2 separate regions of the Homo sapiens genome follow, and region 1 is linked to region 2. Evidence: chromatin contacts called from ENCODE Hi-C or POLR2A ChIA-PET data. All regions are on one chromosome and are shown on one strand. Each heading gives the region's core, a stretch centred on a gene start or an enhancer-like site at or near the end of the contact. The rest is flanking DNA. Distances are from core to core; before and after follow the strand shown.

Region 1 (6,652 bases), core at 1,253-3,752, 2.0 Mb before region 2:
GTGGTAAATTCCACCTAATTGTAAGGGTAAAAGCAGCACAAGAAAGGCAGTCAACAAATTGTATAAGGGAAAAGTTAGGAAAAACTCTGAAGAATATAAGTACAAATAAGACCACAGAGAAACATGGGTGTAAAGCCCCTATAGCCCTATACAGCCCCCACACACACCAGGCCCGTGTCAACCAAGAGTCCAGAATGCAATCCAAGTCCAGAAAGCCTCCAACTGGAAGCTTTAATTACATCTCCTATTGCAGATGTGTTTAGAAGAGTATACCAGAAGCCATTATCCTAAGCAAACTAACAAAGGAACAGAAAACCAAATACCGCATATTCTCACCTATAAGCGGGAGCTAAATGATGAGAATACATGCACACATAAAGGGGAACAACACACACTGGAGTTTACCGAAGGGCGGAGGGTGGGAGGATCAGGAAAAATAACTAATGAATACTAGGCTTAATACCTGGGTGATGTAATAATCTGTACAACAAATCCCCAAGACACACGCTTACCTATGTAACAAACCTGCACATCCTGCACATGTACCCCTGAATTTAAAACAAAAGTTAAACAACAACAAAAAAACAAAATAAAGGAGTATACCAATATAGTCATCATTTTGGTAAGCTTTCTTCTTTCATCACAATAAGCATACAACAGAAATCTTCCATCAAGCAGGCATAGCCACAAATTTTCACTGTCTTGTGTCACACCTCTATCAACTCTGTGCCATAATTCAGTCCACAGGGATTATTATCTCATCATTCCCCATGACTACAAGTTGGTCCACTCTCCACTGATGGAACTTGGTAAAGCAGAAATTGCAGGTATTCCAGGTCTCTTGTTAAGATATATCTATTCCAGAGTGGGAAATAAAACACATGAACATTTTGAGAGCCTACTACCTTTGTAACATTCCTGGGGATCCAGTGTGCTGTGGCAAGTAATATATCTCCTTTGAAGTTAAAGACAACATGCATTTTCAGTAAGAAACAGGCACATTGTGACTCTGGGAATGGCTATTGGTCTGGCTGGGTGTGAAAACAGCAAGGCTCTGATATTTATTACAAGATAGTATATTGGAAGTTCACAACACGTAACAGCAAAATGATTGCTTATTAATCACCTGTGGATGTTAAGTCAGTTTTTTTCCTCAACTATCTCATTATTTGCACAATAGTTTCATAAATTCAGGGGTCGTGGTGGCATAGGTTTGTGATTATGCATAGATTCGACAGTGTAGACTCTCCCCTCAAGGATGTTCTAGTATCCTAATCCAGTTTAGCCACTGAACACCTAATTTACTAGTAGCGAAAAACACCAAAATCTCAATACGGCACAATGCACTGCAGAGATCAGCCAGCCATCAAGTAGCAGGTTGACTACCCTGGTCCCACTTCATCTCAGAGGGACTGGTAATTCCTCACTTGAACGAGCCCACTCTAGATGTGGAAGTGCCCTCCCTCCTTGCCATGCTTCTAATCAGTAATACATCTGTAGTCTTACTAAATGAATTATTCACCATACCACACTATTTTTTGACCCAGAAACTCATTTTACAGCAAAAGAAATGAAGACTGTAGGGTTCATGAAATTCACTGTTCTCATCACGAACATCACTACCCAGAAGCAGGTTTTATAAAATGCTGAAGATACATAGTGCCAGATGGGTTACAACACTTTGTGATATTTGGATATTTTCCTACACAAAATTGCTTCTGAACAAGGCACTCAGCTTACAGCAAAAGTGAAAGAACTGCTTCTCATTTACTAGGTTTCTCATGGCTTCAAAGCAACCAACTTTCAGAGTGCCAGCTGGGTGAAAACACCTTGAGGAATGTTGTTTCACCAGATGCAGTACATGCTCTGAAAGAGCAATCAGTATATGGTACTATTTTTCCTTCAGCAGCAAAACATGGGCCTAGAAAGCAAGGACTGTAGGCGGGAGTGGCAATTCACATATCACAACTAAGATTCATGTGCAAATTTTTTGCTTTCTATCCTTATGACTCAAGGCTCTGCTCATTTTAAGATTTTACTATCTGTCCAAGGGAGGCCTGTGTATTCATTTTTTTTCCATTATAAATAATACCACATTGATTATATGTAGAAAAACTTTGTCTTTATTTCCTTGGGTACTATTTTTTAGTTAAACACAGTCTTTTTTCTTTCTTTAAAATGAAAAGTATGAGCAAAGTGAATATTTTACGAATAAATTACATAAAAGGAAGGGAAAAAATTTAAAGTAATATTTATTATATTGACATAACTGAAGCATAAACGAAATTCAAAAAACGTTGGGTAAATAAACACCAACAGGAAAAAGATTTCAAAATGCCATGTAAAAAGTTCATGAACATATTACAAATAAAAACCATGTTTACTAAATTAACATACTACTTGGAATTAAAAAAAAAAAAAGTTTTAAACCTTAACTCCTAACACTTCCCAGCAGCATTTTCATGCCAGCGGTATCATGCTGCCTATAATTCTCAGAACACACCATGCTGTTTCCTAACTGCCCGTCTCATGCTGTTGCTGTTGGCTTGCCTCCCTTATACATGAAAAACTCCTATCTGTTCCTTGAAATCAAGCTCAGATGCTGGCTCCTCTGGGAAGCCTTCACTTGTATCAACCCCCCTCTTACCCTTTTTCCCCAATAGAAAAAACCTATTTTTCAGTTCTTTATATATACATTTCTATTACTATATTTATCTGAGTAACAGTTCAAGGATCTGCCTGAATTATAAAGCATCATATCCAAAACCTGAAAAAAAATGAATAATCTTTAAAACATAAGATAATCAGATTCCAAGGAAGCAAAGAGGAAAAAGAAAAAAGCAAAGACTACTTAGGAAATGGAAAGAGGCTATGGAATACATAAAGTTGTCTTAAAGGTAGTACACTATATAATAATACTTTTGCTTCTCTTTACCATTTGGTTTGCTCTGTCAATTAATTTTATTTATAACCAAAAAAAAAAAAAATTCTAAAACAAGATCTATACAGCTGTGCCAGAAGCTACAAAATTGGAGTTTGCCACTTTTCTTTTTGGCTCTCTTTTTATAAATCCATTTTTTGCACATGTACATATGATACCAAACATTACAAAGAAGGAAATCCAAGTAGTAGACTTACCAAAATGTCTGATTTTTTGCTCATATTTTTGCATAAATGATTCTGATTTATCTTCATCTTCTGTGTCTTTTCTTTTATCTTGATTAATAAAACTCTAAGAAAAAATTTTAGAAATTTAAATCAGATTTTAAATTCTAATTGAATCTTCTTTCTCAGATACTGAATATCTAGCAATTCTTCCTATAGACAATATATGTGGTATAGTATCATACTGATATTACATGATTAAATTCATCTGGTAAACTATTTTTAAAAATTAAAATTTTCTTGTATGGGAGTCTTATTAATTTTGTTTAAAATGATGTATGAGGCCGGGTGTGGTGGCTCACGCCTGTAATCCCAGCACTTTGGGAGGCCGAGGCGGGTGGATCACGAGGTCAGGAGTTCAAGACCAGCCTGGCCAACATAGTGAAACCCCGTCTCTACTAAAAATACAAAAAATAGCTGGGCATGGTGGTGGATGCCTGTAATCCCGGCTACTCGGGAGGCTGAGGCAGGAGAATCTTGCGTGAACCCAGGAGGCAGAGGTTGTAGTGAGCTGAGATCATGCCACTGCACTCCAGCCCAGGCGACAGAACAAGACTCCATCTCACAAAAAAATACATACGATATATGTGTGGATATAGGTTCATCTTAGAAATCATACAGAAAAACAACTGAATTAACCTTTTTGGTAAGCTGAATTTCCCAATTAAAAGCAGGTATAGAAACATCCTTTATATTTTATATGCATAGTTTACTTGTGCATTATTTAATTCCTATAAATATTTGCAACTCTTGCCTAATCTTTCGAGTTCTTGCTGGAAATAAACTCAGAAATTCAAAGCACATAGAGAATAAATGATATTTACCGTAAATTCTTTATTAAGACATAAACAAGAAATAGACTGTTGTTGTTGCGTGTCTTTTTTTTTTTTTTTTTTTTTTTGAGATGGGGTCTTGCTCTGTCACCCAGGCTGGAGTACAGTGGCACAATCATAGCTCACTGCAGCCTCAACCTCTTGGGGTCAAGTGATCCTCCCACCTTAGCCTCCAGAGTAGCTGGGACTACAGGTGTGAGCCACCATACCCAGCTAATTTTTAAATTTTTTGTAGAGACGTGGTCTTGCTATGTTGCCCAGGCTGGTCTTGAACTCGTGGGTTCAAGCAATCCCTTCACCTTGGCCTTCCAACGTGCTGGGATTATAGGCATGAGCCACTGTGCCTGGCCCTTTGTTGCATTTCTAATAAACTTCTTAGAAGAGACCAAACAGTTTGATTTTTAAAGTCAAGTACAAATTTCTATTAAGGAAGTACTTATTTTCAGTTAAATAAGTCATAAAATATACCAAGAATAAAGTTTGTATCTAGCTAGAAAAACTGGCAGAAGTTTCTTAGAACATTCTGTGATCATATTTATACCCCGTTATCATCACTGCCAAAAATAAAAATTGCAAACTAGATCACTGCCAGTTTATAATCAGGAAGCACTCAAAAGTTTACATATTTCAAAATAAAAGATTTTTTCTTCATGCAGTCTGACATCTAGACCAGCACTGTCCAATAGAAATACAATCCAAGTCACAAATGTAATTTAAAGTTTTCTATTAGCCACGTTAAAAAGCAAAAAGAAACAGATGACATTAATAAATTATTTTATTTATCTTAACATATCCAGCCTATTATCATTTCAACATGTAAGCAATACAAAACAATTATTAATATTTTACTTTTTTTGGCACTACATCATTGGAATCTGGTGTGTATTTTACACTTACAGCACATCTCAATTCGGACTAGCCACATTTCAAGCACTCAATAGCACATGTGGCTAGTGGCTATCAAGTTGGATAGTGCAGATCTAGACCAGTCCTCTCAAGTCTCAAGCTCCCAGACAAAACCAGTGTAGGATTTTGAGCAAATGACTGGAACATAAAGATAGTCCTAATTAATTTGTGAGATAAATGTAGGCTGTCTTAGAACCTTAGAACCTAAGTTTAAAGAAATAATTAAAAGCAGAGACAAAATGAAAATATTTTCTTTGTGACCACTGTGTTAAAGAAGAGACATTAACTTTACAAAACAAGAAATATTACTTTGAACATTCCTTCTGGAAGAAAAAAAATTATTTTCAATAGTTTTGGGATATAAATGCAGAACAGAAAATAACACAAGATGCACCCCTTAAAACAATATATACAGATATAGCAAATGACTCAGATAAAGAATGATCCCATTGTGGAGGGGGAGAAAAAGTATATATAAATTAGTACAGGCACAGAGAAAGTCGAGAAAGATATGACTCACTGTTAAAGTACTGATAGGGCTAGTGGCGATGTACACTTATCTGTGTGTGTTACTGACTGCTGTAGCAGAACTAGAGCTGGTCCAGGGAAAGGCAATTAAAAAAGTTCATGAGAGTGGGTGAAAGCAGATGCCAAGAGGACAATTAAGAAGTTTGAGATGTGTTTCACTGTTGCCCAGGCTGGAGTGTAGTGGCACGATCTCGGTTCACTGCAACCTCTACCTCCTGGGTTCAAGTAATCCTCAAGCCTCAGCCTCCGAAGTAGCTGGGACTAAGGCAATACAGGCACATGCCATCATACTCAGCTAATTTTCGTATTTTTTATAGAGACAGGGTTTCATCATGTCAACCAAACTGGTTTTGAACTCCTGGACTTAAGTGATCTGCCTGCCTTGGCCTCCCAAAGCGCTGGGATTACAGGTGTGGACAACTAAGCCTGGCCTATTTTTCAATAAATATCATTTTATTCCACATTTAAAATACTAGTTCATGAAGTTTTGCCTTTTCTCCCCTTTTCATGCATTTGAAAATCAATCGCTAAAAACTCTAGTTTTCAAATGGAAAACTGAGGTATAAAACCCTGAAGTTTGAAAAACATGAGATTTTAAAAGTCTAAGCCTTCATTCTTAAAGGCACTTAATAAAGGATATTCAACACTTCTCTTTATCTTATCTCTCAATCCCAGAGTCAGGAATTTCTCACATTTAACCCACCACTAAGTTATCAAGTCACTCTACTTATTTTTCCACTTAGTTTCTTCATTTATAAAAAGAAGGTAGTTGCATTAAAGGAACTCTAAAGTAGTGATAATCAGTGTAGGGGGTACAAAATATATGTGGAGGAAAATATTTCATAACTGATATATTTTCCCATCCTTATATCAAATTCTTGTGAATGTTTTTTAATATATGTAATATTTGTTCAGCAGTACATTTATATAAATATGTATTTCAGTCTGGTCACTTAACTGCCTGGAGTCTGCAGCTCTACAGCAAGAGCTTTGAGACTTTTTGACTTTCATAAACTTTTCAAGCACCTTTCATAAACTGTCAAAATTGAACACTGTTTATGGGATTCTGCTGCTTTGCTACCAAATACGCACAACTGGTTTGTACAAACACTTCAGTTTTTCTTCTTTCATTATGGCCCAGTAAAAGCTCATACCTTATTAAAAACATCCTTGCTAATGGCATCCGTGCTCCACAGACACATCTTCTCTCTTTGTACTAG
Region 2 (7,047 bases), core at 4,171-6,670:
ACACAGAACATTCTGCACAGTGATTTTCATTGTAAAGTCTGTGATGTCAAACCTCAATAAAATTTCTTTCTGGAAATTGAACCTGCAAAATGCACCCATGGCAAATGTCTTTTATTCAAGTGCCTTAAAAACAAAACAAAACAAAAAAGCTCACATTTGGATCGTATACATCTGTCATCCCGTCTGGTCCCCATAACAACTGTGTGAAGCAACTAAGTCAAATTTTATCATTCACTCATTGTACGGATGCAGAAATGGAGGCATGGAGATGGAAGATAATTGACCACGACTATAATAAGTAAGTGGCAAAACTAAGATCAGAACTCAAATCTCTTAACTCTGGCTTTCATGCTTCTACATATGGCATACTGCCTCTCCAGAGGGACAATACGGAGATGGTGATGAAGTGATTCCTAGTTTGCAAGATTCAAAATATACACACTTGGTATATTCATAGCGTAAGCCAATATTACACTCCTGGAGTTGAATATTTTGTCGATAAGTTTCCAAATGTTACAATTCCATAAAGAAATGTCTATGTTTTACTTTTAAATAAGATATTTTTTCCACCCATTAATACTCTGTTTTGATGGTATCTCAGAGAACTTACGTGTGGGATTTTAGAAAAAAAAAGAGAACAGGCATAGATAATGTGAATTTATTTAAATGTATATAAAACAGAGGTTTCTAACTTCTGATATAGACCTTTTTAGAATCCCCATATACATAGACACCAGGAGATACAGGAATTCCTGAAATTAAATGTAAAATTTTATGAGTTTAAATGTTTTCTGGGAGGATCTTTTGGTTTCATTGGGCTTTTAAAGTGGGGTTTGTTTCTTGAAAAACAATTACTCTGATAGACACAAAAAATAATTCCTCCTGTCCTCCACCAAAGCAGCCCACAAAGATATCTCTATCTCCTGAGCTTTCAGAGAGTGTGCTATCTGTCTGGCATGTTTATTTGGGACCCACTGAGCTTTGCTTTGCCATTAAACTGTTATACATAAGAGGGACTTCATCTCAATAATCTGTTTCAGAGTACACAGAACCCTTTTGTGCCTGTAGTAGATGCTTAATAAATCATAGGCTTAAATGTTGACTTTAAACTCTCTGATAACTAGGGTAAGAACCCATGAGGACTGTGGGATCAAGCAATGCTTAATTAAGGTACTTAGTTGGCACATCAATTCTAAACACACAAAAACTAAGTAACAGGTGTGATTATCAAGCTATAGGATAACTTTAAAAATAACCCCACCAGTGTATAGTAACCTAGATGACTGTTACCATTTCAATGTAATTCCTTTCCCTGGTTATGTGTTTTTTCGAAGATGTTGCTTGTATTAGTCCATTTTCACACTGCTGATGAAGGCATACCCGAGACTGGGAAGAAAAGGAGGTTTAATGGACTTACAGTTCCACGTGGCTGGGGAGGCCTCACAATCATATCAGAAGGTAAGGAGAAGCAAGTCTTGTCTTACATGGATGGCAGTAGGCAAAAAGAGAGCATGTGCTCCCATTTTTGAAACCATCAGATCTTGTGAGACTTATTCACTATCATGAGAACAGCATGAGAAAGACCTATCCCCATGATTAAATTATCTCCCACCAGGTCCCTTCCACAACATGTGGGAATTATGGGAGCTACAAGATGAGATTTGGGTGGTGACACAGAGCCAAACCATATCATTCCACCCCTGGCCCCTCCCAAATTTCATGTCTTCACATTTCAAAACCAATCATGCCTTCCCAAAAGTCCCCCAAAGTCTTAAGTCATTTCATCATTAACTCAAAAGTCCATAGTCCAAAGTCTCATCTGAGACAAAGCAAGTCCCTTCTGCCTATGACTCTGTAAAATAAAAGCAAGTTAGTTACTTCCTACATACAATGGGGGTACAGGCATTAGGTAAATACAGCCATCCCAAATGGGAGAAATTGACCAAAACAAAGGGGCTACAGGCTCCATGCAAATCCAAAATCCAGTGGGCAGTCAAATCTTAAAGCTCCAAAATGATCTCCTTTAACTCGGTGTTTCACATCTAGGTCACGCTGATGCAAGAGGCAGGCTCCCACAGCCTTGAGCAGCTCTGCCCCTGTGGCTTTGCAGGGTATAGCTCCATTCCTGACTGCTTTCGTGGGCTGGTGTTGCATGTCTGTGGCTTTTCCAGGCACACAGTGCAAGTTGTTGGAAGATCTACCATTCTAGCGTCTGGAGGATGGTGGCCCTCTTCTCACAGCTCCAGTAGGTGATGCCCCAGTAGGGACTCTGTGTGGGGGCTCTGACCCTACATTTCCCTTCCGCACTTCCCTAGCAGAGGTTCTCCATGAGCTCCCCACCCTTGCAGCAAACTTCTGCCTGGACATCCAGGCATTTGCATACATGCTCAAAATTTAGGCAGAGGTTTCCAAACCCCAGTTATTGACTTCTATGCATGTGCAGGCTCAACACCATGTAGAAGCTGCCAAGGCTTGGGGCTTCCATCCTCTGAAGCAAAAGCCCAAGGTGTACCTTGACTCCTTTTAGTCATAGTTGGAGCAGCTGGGTTGCAGGGGACCAAGTTCCTAGACTGCATACAGCAGAGGGACCCTGGGCCTGGGCCACAAAATCATTTTCTCCCTCTAAGCCTCTGGGCCTGTGATGGCAGCGGCCGGGGGCGGGGTGGGGGCGGCTGCTGCAAAGGTCTCTGACATGCCCTGGAAACATTTACCCCATTGGATTGATGACTAACATTTGGCTCCTTGTTACTTAGGCAGATTTCTGCAGGCAGCTTGAATTTCTCCTCAGAAAATGGAATTTTCCTTTCTGTTGCATTGTCAGGCAGCAAATTTTTGGAACTTTTATGCTTTGTTTCCCCTTTAAATCTGAATGCCTTTAACAGCACCCAAGTCACCTCTTTGAACGCTTTGCTGCTTAGAAATTTTTTCTACCAGATACTCTAAATCATCTCTCTTGCCAGACAGCACACTCTCTGAAAGCTCAGGAGATGGAGATATCTTTGTGGGCTGCTTTGGTGGGGGATAGGAGGAATTGTTTTTGTGTCTATCAGAGTAATGATTCCTCAAGAAACAAGTTCAAAGTTCCACAAATCTCTTGGGCAGGGCAAAATGCCACCAGTGTATTTGCTGAAATATGGCAAGAGTCACCTTTACTCTAGTTCCCAAGAAGTTCCTCATCTCTGTCTGAGACCACCTCAACCTGGATTTCACTGTCCGTATCACTATCAACATTTTGGTCAAAGCCATTCAACAAGTCTCTAGGAAGTTCCAAACTCTCCCACATTTTCCTATCTTCTTCTGAGCCCTCCAAATGGTTCCAAACTCTGCCTGCTACCCAGCTCCAAATTCACTTCCACATTTTCTGGTATTTTTTCAGCAGCACCTCACTCTACTGGTACCAATTTGCTCTATTAGTCTGTTTTCATGCTGCTGATAAATACATACTCAAGACTGGGAAGAAAAAGAGGTTTAATTGACTTACAGCTCCACATGGCTGGGGAGGCCTCACAATTATGCCGGGAGGCAAGAAGGAGCAAGTCACATCTTACACAGATGGTGGCAAGCAAAAAGAGATTGTGCATGGAAACTCCTGTTTTTAAAACTATCAGATCTCGTGAGACTTATTCACAATCGGGAGAACAGCATGGGAAAGACCCACCCTCGTGATTCAATTATCTTCCACCTGGTCCCTCCCACAACACATGGGAATTATGGGAGCTACAAGATGAGATTTGGGTAGAGAAACAGCCAAACCATATCAATGTTATTAGCTCTACATACGATCTGTAGGACTTCCTCATTAGGACAGCTATGGAGGGTCTCAAAAGGGCATTAACCAGCATGACAATTACTATGTTCCCTGATGGAAAGTGCAACGATTTTGCTGTTTCAAAATCTTAAGTCTACCTTCAAAGATGTAAGGGTTTTTTTTTTTTATAACAATATGTATGCAAAAATCAGCTTTGTGCTCCCTGAATATAAATCCACAATAGGACCTGTAACTTGTGTGCTGAGTAGGAAATCACCGGGATAGGCAAACAACCTCTTACGAAAACTTCTTTCAAGAGACAGTGGTTACTTGGAGGCCTAAATACTGGGATGCTTATTTACAAAATAATCTATGGTTTGCAATCATGGGATCAATTTAGTTTTACAATCCAGTATTTGAGCACTTAAAAAGCATTCAACTTTGTGCTACGTACTCAAGGCACAAAGATTGCAAAGACTAAATTCTTATATAAAAGAAGCTTGTGTTTCATTCAGTCAAGAAGTTATATACATATACATAATCTCAACCTGATGTTATACATGTTATTGTAGAATTATATGCTGGATATACAAGAGACTCATGACCCAAACTGGGACAACAGGAATGGCTTCCTGGAAGAAGAGACATCTGAGCCCAGACCTGGAAGAATAAGAGCCGGGTAAGTAAAGGCCAGAAGGGCACTTCAGGCAGAGGGAAGAGGAGGAGCAAAGGCACAGCCTTGTACAGGAAACAGCAGTAAAGGAGAAGGGGAGAGGGGAGTGGTTGCAAAGAGTTGGGCATTACTGAGTTGGGCTGGGGAACTGCAGGGCATAGCGGGGCTGAGCAGCAGGCTCCAGGGTCAGGCCATGGTGATCTTGAGCCTGAATCTAGGGACCTTGGCCTTCATTCTGTAGGCATCAAGAAGTCATCTTAGATAGGGAGTGACATGGTCATATTCACACTTTGGAAAGATGATTCCATAGTTCAAGATATTCCAAGATCCTACAAGCCATTGCTATACTTAGTTCTGTATCCTGACTAGCAAAATGCTGGGTGTATAGTATTTAAAAGCCACCTGATCCCATCTAACACATTTAATAGCTTGTGACATCATCTGGAGTCATTCTGCCCTTGAATATCCAGATAATACAGGGTTGAACTTCCATTCCACATCCTGCAGAAAGTCCAGTGTCCCAGCCAGAGTTCTAAGAGTCCCTGGGTTGCTTATGTTTTCTGACTCTAAGCTCTTCAGTGACTTAATTCGTTCAGTTAACAAATTGTTCTGAAAGTTCCTTCTCTGTTCTGTTGCCATATCAACCCAGGTCTAGGACTGGGCTCCTATCTATGATTTTCATCAAAAGCCACTCCCACAACGTGTTAGTGTGTGCCACAGACATTACTGAAGGATCAGGGAGGTGATAGGGCTTACAGTGCCAAAAATGTAAGCCATCCAAAATTGCATATTGGATATTCTTGTTTGTCACCTTGAGCTCCAAATTTCCACGGCACACCGTGTGCCTCTGCCCTCTTTTCCACCCTGCTGCTTCACAGCTACTTCCTCATCCCTGACTTGACTTTTCTCTCTGCAGAATACAGAGCAATGCAGCCATCTGTAGCCTACTTTCCAAACTTGGCTCAGGACCTCCTTTGGCAGATCCAGATTTTCCTTCCCTTGTAGCTATAGAGAAATTTCCCTTCCCAGGGGCATCCCTAGCCCTCCTACCAAGGCAAAAGAAGCTACAGTTGGTTTTGGTTTTAGATAATCTTTTTCCACCCCCATTTCGCTGGATTTCTGAGAGACTGGAAGTTGCATACAGACCGGCGTGCCACTTTTGGTGAACTAAAAATATTAAGTAGGCCCACTGAAATATTATCTGTCTCATAATAGAGACAGTTCACAGAGTACTGGGAACACATTGCCTGCTGCAGGGGAGGGAGAAGAGAGGGAGAATGGCACGTAGTCTCTGTTCTCAGCATAGTCCTCCCCGGAGGTTAGTGGATCCTGACATATGGGAGGTTGGCCTTGTTTTCTGAATGGAAATAGGCACTGGGGCTAATGTCTGGGAAGAGGCTGCTTTCTGTTTCATAAGCTGTTTGTTACTATTTGGCTTCTGTGACATGCATGGATGCATTTCAGAGACTCACCTTACTTCCTAACATACAAAGAATCCTTTCCTGAAAGTTTTGGCTTTAGGAGGCTTTGTTTTCCCAAACAGCATCCATTCCTGTTTTTTTTTGTTTTGTTTTTGTTTGTTTGTTTTTTTTATCTTAAAGAGTCACAAGTTATTGTTGAATTTACAGGCTTACTATGAGAGCAATTCTTACTCTGTGGGTGACTTAAGACATTGCTGAATGAGGTCTCCTTCCTGGTAATGTTAGGTGGCCACTTTCTGCTTCCTCAATGGGGCCTGTTGCCTCCTGTATCAGACAACTATCAGAGACTCAATGACCTTTGGGTTCCTTTTAACTCAGAAATACCAGGATTCTAAAATGTCTTAGGGAAAGTAGTTTTGATAGTTCTCCAATATTTTTAGAGACCAGACAGGTAACAGGGAAAATATAAAGCAGTTGGATAGATAGGATATGCTGGACCCTGCCTAAAGCCATCATATTTTTTAAAAATGATGCCATTCATACAAACATTCCTCCAGAGACCATTACTCAAGAGCTAGTATGGAACTCCATATTAAAATGATGCTGCCAAAATATGTCCCTTGGAAGGCCTTTACACTGAAGGTAGAAAAGAACTTCCTTTGAATGGTTGAAGCCTTTGAACTTTTCGGGGGCTGGAATTCGTGCTCTGGGCTCTTCTTTTCTTCTGAATCCTGAATTCTTTTGGTTAGAGAGGAGAGGCATGGCTTTTCTCCTGCGTTCCACGCAGCCTTGTTTTCTTCCAGCCTTCCTGGTGTTGAGCCTATCATCCCTGCCCAATCAGGGAGGCAGCCAAACAGATATCCCACAGGCAGAGGGCACAGCTGAGCTAGGAACTGGTGAGATTCTCCTGGATTAAGGGACCATCTACAGGCTGAATTCCCCGTACTCTGGGGAGATAGCCTGTGCACACACCCCCTGTGATGGACCGAATCTGGAGTAGAGCTTTCTTTCATCCCCACTGGCTTAGCTCACATCGTGTCCATCTACCAGGACCACTACCAGAGTCTTCTAATATATCTCCGTTTTCACCCTTGCCTCCCAGCCGCCCATTCCAGACAAAGCAGCCAGTGTGAGCCTTTTAAAACTGGATGTCATTCTATCGCCCCAAGCCCACTAAAAAAGTTCTGTCACTTAAAAAAAAACTG

What was found. A loop is a pair of places that touch in the nucleus more often than their neighbours do. ChIA-PET counts read pairs that join two places held with the same protein, here RNA polymerase II (POLR2A).
Region 1: a map of posterior vena cava shows a loop between it and region 2 (26-fold over the local background). The contact joins two enhancer-like sites. A Hi-C loop is called at or near these places in 1 of 168 maps with a recorded cell type or tissue (posterior vena cava). POLR2A ChIA-PET finds 5 or more read pairs at or near these places in 1 of 52 experiments (activated CD8-positive, alpha-beta memory T cell).

What each region holds. Positions count from the first base shown.
Region 1 is chr9:4,685,093-4,691,744 of GRCh38, reverse strand. CDC37L1 (cell division cycle 37 like 1, HSP90 cochaperone) reads right to left here. Exons shown (of 7, transcript NM_017913.4): 2 at 6,587-6,652; 3 at 3,139-3,232. Among named protein-coding and RNA genes, the nearest start is that of CDC37L1, 8.8 kb to the right of the region's middle. Within about 2 kb of position 2,502, at least 4 of the 41 ENCODE cell types and tissues checked have a DNase peak (open chromatin) inside an H3K27ac peak, as active enhancers do.
Region 2 is chr9:2,662,349-2,669,395 of GRCh38, reverse strand. It overlaps LOC105375957 (a long non-coding RNA gene), which reads left to right. Exons shown (of 3, transcript XR_929436.3): 1 at 1-1,458; 2 at 4,321-4,427. Among named protein-coding and RNA genes, the nearest start is that of VLDLR-AS1, 43 kb to the right of the region's middle. Within about 2 kb of position 5,420, at least 5 of the 41 ENCODE cell types and tissues checked have a DNase peak (open chromatin) inside an H3K27ac peak, as active enhancers do.